2 separate regions of the Homo sapiens genome follow, and region 2 is linked to region 1. The links are chromatin contacts, found by Hi-C in ENCODE. All regions are on one chromosome and are shown on one strand. The core of a region is the stretch at or near the end of the contact, and the rest is flanking DNA. Distances in the headings are between cores, read along the strand shown. Region 1 holds the start of OR5AR1 (olfactory receptor family 5 subfamily AR member 1). Region 2 holds the start of OR9G4 (olfactory receptor family 9 subfamily G member 4).

The links. Hi-C counts contacts between places; a loop is a spot of excess contacts on that map. Pooled maps may share reads with other maps.
Region 2: a loop to region 1 is called in a map of A673, with 2.8 times the contacts of the local background. The contact joins the promoter of OR9G4 here to the promoter of OR5AR1 in region 1. A Hi-C loop is called at or near these places in 1 of 168 maps with a recorded cell type or tissue (A673) and 1 of 50 pooled maps.

Annotation. Positions count from the first base shown.
Region 1 is chr11:56,659,248-56,665,742 of GRCh38, forward strand. It overlaps OR5AR1 (olfactory receptor family 5 subfamily AR member 1), which reads left to right and starts at 4,439. Exons shown (of 1, transcript NM_001004730.1): 1 at 4,439-5,371. The coding sequence starts at 4,439. The coding sequence ends at 5,371. RefSeq lists enhancers at 247-855, 856-1,464.
Region 2 is chr11:56,747,435-56,753,367 of GRCh38, forward strand. It overlaps OR9G4 (olfactory receptor family 9 subfamily G member 4), which reads right to left and starts at 1,263. Exons shown (of 2, transcript NM_001005284.2): 1 at 1,222-1,263. It also overlaps the pseudogene OR9G2P.

The DNA of each region.
Region 1 (6,495 bases), core at 3,189-5,688:
TATTTGGTGCTCTGTCCCTGCGTTAGTTTGCTAAGGATATTGGCCTGCAGTTTATGGAAAATGACCGGAAACACCAGAAAGTTCATGGTGACAGGTATATAGAACTCTGAATTACTGCTTTTTAATTTATGCTTCTTCATTTTCTTCATAGGTAAATGTTGGTTTCTCCAAGGAACTTCAATAAGACTTTGTTTGTGGTAGCTCTTTTATGCCACCTGAAATTATTTTTAAAAAGCTTTACTGAGTTATAAATGATACACAGATAACTACACATATTTTATGTGTACAATTTGTTGAATTTAGACATAAGCAAACACCCATGATATCAACACCACGATCAAGGTAATAGAAATATCTAACACCACCCAGGATTTCCCTGTGTTCTTTTATTTTTGTTTTTAATTAGAAATAACTCTGTATTTATTTCTTTCTAAGCATTATAGCAATACATATATGTCAGTTCATAAAACACAGAAAGTAACCTCTTTCAAATGACTTTCAGGCACCATCAAAAAGACTTTTCTCAACTACTCCCTAATTCTCATTATGTAGGCATCTTTGGGTTGCACAAAACACCCCATGCAGTGCTTCTCACTAAGTCAATCATCACTAGAATGCTTTACAAAATTCCCCTGCGTTTCCTTCTTTTATCATTCAATTTGAAGGAGAAGAGAGTGAAATTCCTTGGAGGATCACAGTTCATCAAACCTTTGTGTTTCCTGTGAGTGCATAAAGTACTTCTGGGAATTGTTTGTGACACTTAAATACCTCCTGCACACAGGAGTGAGGGTGGGATGAGCTAGTAGCTCAGACAACAACCAGATTGATTCACCGTGTTTCGATTCTTCTCAGAATATATCTTTGGTACAACCCATCAAAGAAGGGGAACACTCAACCTCTCACCAACAGGTAGAAAGCAGGTCAGGACATAGGTCTGAATGTAGAAAGCGATGTGACCTGTTGGGGGGAGTGTTATGCTGCCCAGTGCCCCTTTGAGCATGGGTTATTCTTGGCACAAGGTCCCTGCCATTTTAGCATTTCAAAAAAAGACAAAACCATGAGTTTGGCTTTTAGGATATCTCGTTACAAGTATAAATTCAAAAAATGCTAGGAATGGAAGATTCTACAGAGTTTGTATTCGCCACCCCATCTGTATTACAGATAAGGAAGGTGCATCTAATGTGTCAATTTACTGAGATCAAACAATTTATTCTTTAAAAAACATAGGACTATAACCAGGATCTCCAGACTCTTGCTCCACTATTCTTTTCATATGAACTTGAAAAAGCAAGTGATACATAGAAATCTAAAGTACATTTTTCCTTTATTTCCATAACAGAATACTTGTGCTGGTCTTTTGTTAAATATTTGAGTTTATTATTAACAAAGAAATATGCTTATTTGCTGAATATTCTACCGTTTCTTTAAGAGTCTAATGGGCTGAACGTTGGCTACATGGGACCAAAAAGAAAAGTGTAGAGGTTTTCTTTCCTTTTGTCTTAGTCAAGCTCAATTTTGAATATTACAACCTTGTCTCTAAATATCATTTAATGGAATTACTACAGAATTAAATTTATGTCTCCCTAAAAGTTCAGGCAGTTCGTGATACATTCTCTCTAAGGAATAAGCATGAAACATTTTTTCTAGAAATTATGAGTGCATGCTCATCTAATAAATTAAAACATCTATACTTGCACACAATTGACAATTGCATTAAGCACCTAACACATGATGTCACTAAATTCAGCCCTTTTTATATATTCTAATCAATTTTTACAGAAAGTTATTAAGGGAGGCATTATTAGTCTCAAGGAACAAATGAAAAATTATGACTCCGAGAAGCTAAGTATTGTGCTGGAAATCAGGAGTAGCAGATGGTAAAACCTGAAATTGTCTGTCCACTATAAATGAGAACAGGCAGGATGCTTTATGGCTGATGAAGCACCTTCTCATACACTGCTTTATTTAACCAGAGCCTCGAATCTACAAGGGAGGAAGGAATTATCTGATAATTACATTTTCCAATCAAATGAAATGGATTGACTGGCACATACCCAGCTGTGGATTAGAGTCCTGATTCCTAGTGCTTCTTACAAGGTTATCTCTTACTCCTTTAAATATTGCAATCTGGTATCTGCATTTTAATTAGTGTCTGAATCTGTTTCCTCATCTATAAAAGTATAAGTATAGGCCAGGCATAGTGGCTCATGCATGTAATCCTAGCACTTTGGGAGGTCAAGGCAGTTGGATCACTTGAGGTCAGGAGTTCGAGACCAGCCTGGCCTACATGGTGAAACCCCATTTCTACTAAAAATAGAAAAATTAGCCAGGCGTGGTGGCGAGCACCTGTAGTCCCAGCTACTCAGGAGGCTGAGGCAGGAGAATTGCTTGAACGCAGGAGGCGGAGGTTGCTGCGGTGAGCTGAGATTGTGCCACTGCACTTCAGCCTGGGAGACACAGCGAAACTCCGTCTTAACAATACATAAATACATGCATACATACATACATAAAGTATAAGTATAAGGTTGGCTAGATAGGTCCTTTTTCAACAATAGGATTATTTTTTCTCTTGCTAAAAGTTGAAGAACATGCTGAAAAATATCAGATCATTTTTCGTTTTTTTTGTGGTTGTTGTTTGTTTTTTTCGTTTTTCCTGGTAGGTTATTTTAAAATTCCTGCATGAAGAAACAAGGGGAAAATGAATACAATGAATACAGCACTACATAGGGAACTGGTAGTCCCAAATTCAATGGCTGATCCTGCAACTCACAGAATCAGCAAGTGACTTTGTCAGTCCCCTCAGCCTAGGTTTTTATTTCCTCATCAATTTAACCTATGAAGAGATGTCTGCATTCACATGTAGTGAGAAATAGCTGAACTGCAGTAGGGACAAATATTCTCTTCTTTTTTTGTAGCAGCTTTATTCAGGTATAACTGACATGCAACAAATTAAATATGTTTGAAATATAAAATGTGATATGTCTTAATATATGTATACACTCACAAAACCGTTATCACCTGCAAAATAGTAAATAAATCCATTACCCCCAAAAGTTTCCTCATGCCTCTTGATACTCCCTCCCCTCTGCTCCACCTCACACATATCTCTATCCAGGTGACTATTGATCTGCCTCCTGTCAATATTAATTATCTTACACTTTCTAGATTTTTACAAATGAAATCATAAAAGTTATCTTTTTTATCTGGCTGTTTTCTCTCAGTCTAATTATTTTGAGATTCATCTAACACATTGCATGTGTCAATAATCTGATTCTTTTAATCATTAATTAGCATTTCATTTTATGGACATACCCCAATTTACTTACCCTGTCACTTATGTACAGTTAGGCTGTTTGCAGGGTTATTTAATGACTGAATCATAGAGTTGGTATGCATATTTTTGAGTTTATAAGAAACTATGAAACAGTTTTCTAAAGTGGTTGTACTACTTTACATTTCTACCAATAACGATAAAATTTCCAATTACTACATTTCCTTGTCAACACTTGGTATAGTCAGTCTTTTAAAATTTTAATCATTAGTGTGTAACATTATTTTATTGTGTTTTTAACTTGTATTCCCCTAATGAATATTTGAGCATTTTTACGCAATTATTTGTGATTCAGTGATCTCCTTTGGTGAGTATCTATTGAAATTTTTGACCAATTCTTATTGGATTGTCTGATTTCTTATTATTAGGTATTAAAATGTCTTTGTATGTTATGGATACAAGTTTTTTAAATCAGAAATATGTCTTTTTTAATTTCTCTTGTGCCACTCAGTAACTCTGGCTTTTTAAAAATTATCATTTACTGTGTTTTCTTATATGTCTGATCTTCTGTTCCAAGTATTTCACTTTCTGTATATGTGTGATGTGTTATACTTTGAGGTCCTCGTGTCACTTATTTTCCTATCTATGTCTACCTGTAATGAAAATTAAAGTTTATTCATTATCTGAATTTATATTTGCTTTCTTTTAGAAAGAAGAAATATCCACACTGTTCTTCTTTACTCATTAATAAGACACACAATTGTGCAGACTGAGTCAAACATCTAGTATCATGTGATAAATGACCCCGGAGCACCAAGGTCATTGAAGAAGCAGAACTTGCCATTCCCAAGAAGTTAACACCTCCTCATGCTGTCAGTGGGCACATGGAGAGGACACATCACCATTTTAACAAAGCATTTGAGTTATTCTATTGGTCATAGAATCTAATTACTGGAAAGATTTTTATGAATCATCCTAAACAAAGCCTTCATTTACTGTAGAACTATATGTATACACATATACACAATAGATAAATATATATATATATATGTATATTGCAATATCTCTGGCATATGATTGCTCGTCTTTAGTTTGAATATTTTCAGTGACAGGGAATTTACTACATCCATCAAAAAACTAAATCCAGGCACACATACACTTGAAGCAATGGATAAAGAAAACAGCTCAATGGTGACTGAGTTTATCTTCATGGGCATCACCCAGGACCCTCAGATGGAGATCATCTTCTTCGTGGTCTTCCTCATAGTTTACCTGGTTAATGTAGTGGGGAATATTGGTATGATTATCCTGATTACAACAGACACTCAGCTTCACACACCCATGTATTTTTTCCTCTGCAACCTCTCCTTTGTTGACCTGGGCTACTCCTCAGCCATTGCCCCCAGGATGCTGGCTGACTTCCTAACAAATCACAAAGTTATCTCCTTCTCCAGCTGTGCCACCCAGTTTGCTTTTTTTGTAGGTTTTGTGGATGCTGAGTGCTATGTCCTGGCAGCCATGGCCTATGGTCGTTTTGTGGCCATTTGTCGACCCCTCCACTATAGCACCTTCATGTCCAAGCAGGTCTGCTTGGCTCTCATGCTGGGCTCTTACCTGGCTGGTCTAGTGAGTTTAGTAGCCCACACTACCCTCACCTTCAGCCTGAGTTACTGTGGTTCCAATATCATCAATCATTTCTTCTGCGAAATCCCACCACTCTTGGCCCTCTCTTGCTCAGACACCTACATCAGTGAGATCTTGCTCTTCAGTCTGTGTGGCTTCATTGAATTCAGCACCATCCTCATCATCTTCATCTCCTATACCTTTATCCTTGTTGCAATCATCAGAATGCGTTCAGCTGAAGGCCGCCTTAAGGCTTTCTCCACCTGCGGGTCTCACCTTACTGGCATCACCCTCTTCTATGGCACAGTCATGTTTATGTACCTGAGGCCAACATCCAGCTACTCCCTGGACCAAGACAAGTGGGCCTCTGTGTTCTACACGGTTATCATCCCCATGTTAAATCCCTTGATCTACAGTTTGCGGAACAAGGATGTGAAAGCTGCTTTCAAAAAGCTAATTGGAAAAAAATCTCAATAATAACACAAAATGAAAATCTGTTTCTGTCATAGGTAAATGACAGTAGTAGAAGGGCATAGAAAATGCAAATAACTTTTCGATAAACACTACCCAAGTTACCATCTCCTTGCTAAGTGAATATTAAATTCTGAAGGGTGGGCTCTAATCCTTAACTCTGCAATCTGAAAGAAATATAAACTAAATTAGTATATTTGAAAGACATACTGGGCAAAATACATTCATTTCTTATTTAAAGTTGGTTCACATATTAATTAGAAACTGGGACAGGACTCAGTAAGAGAAAGAAATAGTCAATAACTCTGAACAATTTTTTTTCCCCTGGGGTCATGAGGAATGCCAGGTCCAAATGTTGAAATTTTTTTTACTCTCAAAAGAAGTCAGAGAAAATGTAGTTAAAAACATGGAGAATGAGGCTGGTGTGAGGGACAATGTAACTCAGTCTGAGTTCTATCCATTCATATATTTAGCAAAAAATTTTAAGTGTTATGTATGTGCCAGGTTCTAGAGGATATAAACACAAGGCTTTTTGCCAACAAGGAGTTTGCTGTGCTTCCAGTGACTGTATTGTCTCTCTGAATCTGCTGTCACTGGTAACAAATCAGTGACTATGCGAAGTCCAAGGATAAGAGCCAGATATTTAAGTTCTGCTGGTGACTAGCTATAATCAGGGAATAAAATCGTCTTCTTTTTCTGTCCTCAGCTTTCCCTTTAGTGGGTCAAGTGGGTGGGTTCAACTAATAACCACAGGATTTCTTTGACCTTCTCTACCTAATGTTAAAAAGGAGTAGGCATCATAGTTTTGTCAACTGTATATATTGACATCTTCTTGGCCCTCAGAGGAAATCCAATAATTCTGGGGCTCTAAGAAAGATAAAGCTGGATGCAATCTCTAAGGCTGATTTTAGCAAGATTGTTATGTCTACAAGGTTAGCTTACCTGCTCCCATCTAAAATTAGTACTGTCTTGTATCTTAATTAGACCCTAGCTTTCCCTGGGATGCCATGGGTCTCCATGCCCTTCACCAGCATCAGCAGGCCCTTTTCAAAGAACAGTCTCATTAATCCTGATGTAGGAATGACTAACAAGAAAAAATTATATAATTTTTATTCACATGTTCTAAAGGC
Region 2 (5,933 bases), core at 13-2,512, 85 kb after region 1:
TGTGTTATCCCCCTCATCTATTGTCATCCTCTAACTCCTGTTTATTAAATCTATTGCCTGCTTCTTCTCACCAGAATGCAACATCTATACAGCAAAATATTTCTCTGTCTTGTTTATTGCTGTATTCCAGCACAAAGAACAGTTCCTAGTCATGAATTAGCACTCAGTAAATATTTCTAGAGTGAGTAATTGGTTAATTACCTTCATATCTTGAAGCTGGTTTAGCAAAGTACTTTCTATTTCTTTTTTTTTTTCTTTGAGACGGAGTCTCACACTGTCACCCAGGCTGGACTGCAGTGGCACAATCTCCACTCACAGCAACCTCTGCCTCCCAGGTTCAAGTGATTCTCCTGCCTCAGCCTCCCAAGTAGCTGGGATTACAGACACCCACCACCATGCCTGGCTAATGTTTTGTATTTTTAGTAAAGACAGGGCTTCACTATGTTGGCCAGGCTGGTCTTGAACTCCTCACCTCGTGATCCGCCCTCCTCAGCCTCCCAAAGTGCTGGGATTACAGGCTTGGGCCACCGTGCCCAGCCAGTACAGTCTATTTCTAACCTGGTTCAAAATATTCAGAACAAGATCTATCCTCAAGTGGACTTTCCCAGCACAGTGTACTGTATCAAAATAAGAAAGAAGAGTAAATAAAAGAGAAGTCTCACTTCCGAGACCTAATTTGAAACAAGTTACCAAGTATCTGTGAATGTGAAATAAAAGGCACAGAAAATGTCTGAGCCAATCATGCTAAAGAATCTTCTATAGAAATGGCCTATCAAGATGCATCTTCCCCTGCAGCAGCCCAGATCTCTGATCCCTTCACTAGAGCAAGAAAAACTCTTTGGTAGGAATGTGCCTTCCTGGCATCTCAAAATTAATACCAAGAAGTGAAAATGCCATACACTAGTAGTTTAGAGTAGCACAATCACTGGGGTCAAAAAAGCAAGTCACATTTTTTTGTCCTCTTGATTTTTTCACTGTGTGAGTGAATATATGATGGCCCAGCATAGATACAAGACTGAGTTTCAAATTCTACGTGAGAGCAGGATGTATCACTGAATGGAATTTGATTTACTAGGGAGTCTGCACGTGCACCTGTGTGCATGTGTGGTGCAGCAGTAAATCGTTTGACAGCCGTGCCAGATTCTGTATCCCCCTTCTGATTTGCAGCTGAGGTCAGAGAAAGGCCAGACTTCCTATTTGCCCCTGATCCCAGGTGCTTACCCTTGGTTTGGAAGGCCAGCTCTTGGAAGTCACACTTTTCCCTCTCTTCTGGTGTTTAATGTGCCTTTGTTGCACTCAATATATGTATGTCCTCAACAGCCCTTTGAGACACCTCCCTCACACCAGCACAGAAATACGTACCTCTGTCTCCAAAGACTCAATTAGAGTTCATCTGGAGTTTGGGGATGTTAAATAAATTAGAAAATGATGAAATGAGGAATATTTCATTAAAAGTTGACTCTCTTAATGGATCTAACTCATAATATAATCCTGTTATGTTGGGTCTGTCTTATAATTGAATTTTTCCAAATTGTACTAATTAGACTTTTCTAAAAAGTATCATGTGGTCTATATTTTTTTTCCATGTCACACGCTCTTTTCTCTGTCCAGGCTACTCGCTCTTGTCTCCTCCACCGGCAATCTACTACCTATCCCACACATGCACAATGGTCTGAATTGTGTCTTTTGGAAATCCATTTGTTGAAGCCCTAACTTACTGTACCTTAGAATCTGACTATATTTGAAGATGAGATCTTTAAACAAGTGATGAAGTTAAAATGAGGCAGTTAAAGTAGGCTCAATCCAATCTGACTGGTGTCTTTATAAAAAGGAAAGTTGAACATACACAAGAAACCAATCCTGCCAGCACCTTCAACTTGGGCTTTTAGCCCTCAGAACTGTGGGAGAGTAAATTTCTGTTTTGTAAGCCATCCAGGCTGCACTATTTTGTTATAGCAACACTTGCAAACTGATACACTCAATTACCAACACTATTTTGGTAAAACCTCATGTTTTATTTGTAAAAAGACTACTATAACCAGGAAATTTGATATGTCATGGTGAAATTGTCTCTAATTTTTAATTAATTTATAACATAACATTAAAAAAAACATACAAAAATTCATATATACTTGATTGTTATCAGTCATTGTTTTCCTGGTAAAGATTTTCATTCTAAATCTTCCCTCGGATATAAAGTTTTCTGAAATCTCTCTCTGGTCCTACTTCTCGATCTGTTTCTATGTCCTACCTACATCTCCCTTTCTGCCTGTCTCATACAACTGCTGCACTACTGTCCTTAATTCTTTCATTGTTAAGGAAAATACTCTTTTATTGAAAGTGCATGGTGGTTCTAAGTATTGATATTCATTCTCTATTTTGTCTATTGCTAAGGAAATCTGTCATCTTTGCATCATGCAAGCTAAAAAATGAGAGCCAGAAACGAAAAAAACAAACTTGTTTCTAGGAGAACTTTATGGTAGATACTCTTTTTTTTTTCTTTTCATTTTTGTTTTTTAATTTTAAATTCTGGTCTACATGTGCAGGATGTGCAGGTTTGTTATATAGGTAAACATGTGCCATGGCTGTTTGCTGCACCTATCAACCCATCACCTAGGTATACATATACACCAGGGAATACTATGCAGCCATAAAAAGGAATGAGATCATGTCCTTTGCAGGGACACGGATGAAGCTGGAAGCCATTATCTTCAGCAAACTAATGCAGGGACAGAAAACCAAACACCACATGTTCTCACTTATAAGTGGGAGCTGAACAATGAGAATCCATGGACACAGGGAGGGGAACAACACACACTGGGGCCTGTCGGGGTAGGGCAGCGAGGGGAGCACACCAAGACAAACAGCTAATTCATACAGTAGATGTCGCAACAAGAAGCTGCAACAAGACTGGCACATAACTCTGTAGACGTGGCTTGGGATTAAAGCAGGGGCTTGGAGATTGCCTCATAGCAGTCATAACCCATGGCAGCCAGGAGGTAGCGCTCACTACAGGCCAGCCCATATCTACTATAGGGCAGTAGATACTTTTTGTGTGACTTCCTAACTCACTCTCTCATCTAACAAGTGAGGTAAATACCTTTGTTTTTTGTTTTCATTGTTATTTTTTGTAAGTTCTGGGTTTGCATTCTTTTTTCAAACCAATGACCCTCATTATTTCAAGTAAATCACTTAATCTATTTAATCTTAACAATGATTACATAACAAGTTATATTATTCTCATTTATTGTATAAAATGCTATAGACGTAGGCAACTTATGAAATGTCAAATGAAAAAAAAATTTAATCTGCTTTCTTTCAATATTCTCAGACCCCTTAACAATTTTATAGATTCCGTTCCAAGCTACCATGCATAGTAGCTTTTGCAAATGCCCCAGCCTCATTTATTTAAAAAATACATTCCAATACCTTAGCTCCAACTTAAAAACAAAAATGCAGACTTCCGTTTCCAAGTTATAAAATTATTTTATCTTTTATTTATTTCTGAGAATATAAGCTGAAAACAATGACGTGGAGATAATCTGTTAAAAATTGTTTACCAATATTTTTCTTTAAGAAACTGAAGTCTATCTAACATTTTCTTCAAGGCATCTTTGACATCCTTATTTCTTAAGCTATAGATCAAGGGGTTTAGCATTGGAATCACCACAGTATAGAACACTGACCCCAATTTATCCATTTTTAAGGCATAGCTAGTTCTTGGTTGGGAGTAAATAAAGAAGATTGCACCATAGTACAAGGTGAGAGCCGTCAGGGGAGACCCACAAGTGGAGAAGACCTGGAGGCGGCCCTTAATGGAACGGATCTTCGAGATGGCTGCAATGATGAAGAGATGGACGCAAGAATAAGTGCAGTGGGAGTGATGATTGGAGGCAAGCATAAAATGCAGCACAGCCTGGTAGCGCTCCTTCACATCACACACCAACTTTACAAGTGGGGGCAGATCACAGAAGAAATCATCAATGATATTGCTGCCACAGAAGCTCAAGGTAGGTGTCTCACTGGTGATGATGGTTGAGTTTACAAAGCCGCCAAGGTGTGAAGCCTCAACAAGACTGGCACATAACTCTGGGAATGTGGCCCGGGAATAAAGCAGGGGCTTGGAGATTGCCATGTAGCGGTCATAAGCCATGGAAGCCATCATATAGCACTCATTTTAGGCCAACACAGCAGAGAAGAACTGAGCAAGGCAGCCAGGAAAGGAGATGGTTTTGTCATCAGAAATGCAAGTCAGCAGGATATCGGGGATGTGGACAGAGGAATACCAGAGATCCAGAAGGAACCGGTTTCCAGTGAAGAAATACATGGGTGTGTAGGGCCAAGAATCAGCACAGATGAGAGAATTCAGAATGATGTTGCCTGAGAGGCTGATGACATAAATGATGAGAAAGATGAAAAAGAGCACTTGCTGTAACCCCAAATCTTCTGTGAACTCTAAAAGGATAAACAGTAAAAAAAGTAATCTTATTATGCTAACCACATTTTATAATATCATTGGAAGTACATTATTCTATAATTTCTTTGGAGTAAATAATTGTATTTCATTCAAATTTTTGTTCACAAAACTAAGAATACAAGTTTGCATAAAGTAGAACGTATGTAATTTGAATAAAAAGAACAGATGTGCTTACAAAATGGTATTTTCAAACCACAGCTACCTTCGTGACCCTAAAATGTGTCTGGAAATGAAATAAAAGTATTAATCATTGGAAAATTGTGTTCATAATTTGGGTTGAATTTCCTACAGAATTAATAGGTTTTTTTTAAAAAGAATGAAACTACCTAAAATGAATTGTTTGTGAAAGTATGATAGAAGGAATAATGACCCACAAATATACTCATTTTCTAATTCCAGGAACCTGGGAATATTACTTTACATGGGGAAAGGGTCTTTCCATATGTTATTAAGAGAATTGAGATGGGGATATTATCAGGGTGGGCACAAAATGTAATTACAAATATCCTTACAAGAGGGAGGCAGAGGGAGACTTGACTCAGAAAAGGAGGAGGTAGTGAGTGTGATCATGGGAGAAGAGGTTGGAGTAATGCAACCACAAGCCAAGTCATGCCAGCAGCCACAAGGAGCTGAAATAGAAAAGGAATGGATTCTCCTTTAGAACATCTGGACAGAGCACGACCCTGCCGACACCTTGATTTTGGCCCAGTGGTACTGACTTCAAACTTCTGAACTACAGAACTGTAGAAAACAGATTTTTGTTGTTTGAAGCCAGGAAGTTTGTGGTTATTTGTTACGGCAGTAATAGGAAACTAAATAGAAAGTTATGGAAACAACCCCAGAGTCTTCTTTCCCTCAGAGGTGGGAGCTGGAGAGGACTGTTGCCAGTCATGAGGGACACAATGTCACTTAGAGGGCCCCTACTACCACCTACCACAATCAAAGAAGGGTGACATTATGATTGCCAGTGTTCTGGGTTGGCAAGAGCTGTTAAATTTCTGCTAGAAGAGCCAAGGCTTTACAAGTCTCCATTTCTAGGAAAAGAAAACACAACAACCTAGTCTTGGCTATTTTGCTAAGACATGGACTTAACATTGAGCTAGAAAAATAAAAAATAAAAAGCGTTTTCTTGGAACTGTACTTATATGATGAAAGACAATTTATTTTCACTAGGCTTTTAAGAATCTATTTTTTATTTAAACAAATATCAATGCTACATTTATTGTCAAAGTACAAGTTATTCATATAAACAAAGAGGATTGGATTAAATAATATTTGGGTTGTCTTTGTGTATCGAGGTAAAGTTCTAAGGTTGTTTTTAACAAAGCGTGTTCCTAGAAACAGCTTAGTACCAAGAATCAGGAGACCTGGATTCTGAATTTAGTGAGCTGCTGCCAATATTGAAGAAACTGGACACTTCCAGAACTCTTTTTTTCTTACCTGCCTTTCTTAGTTC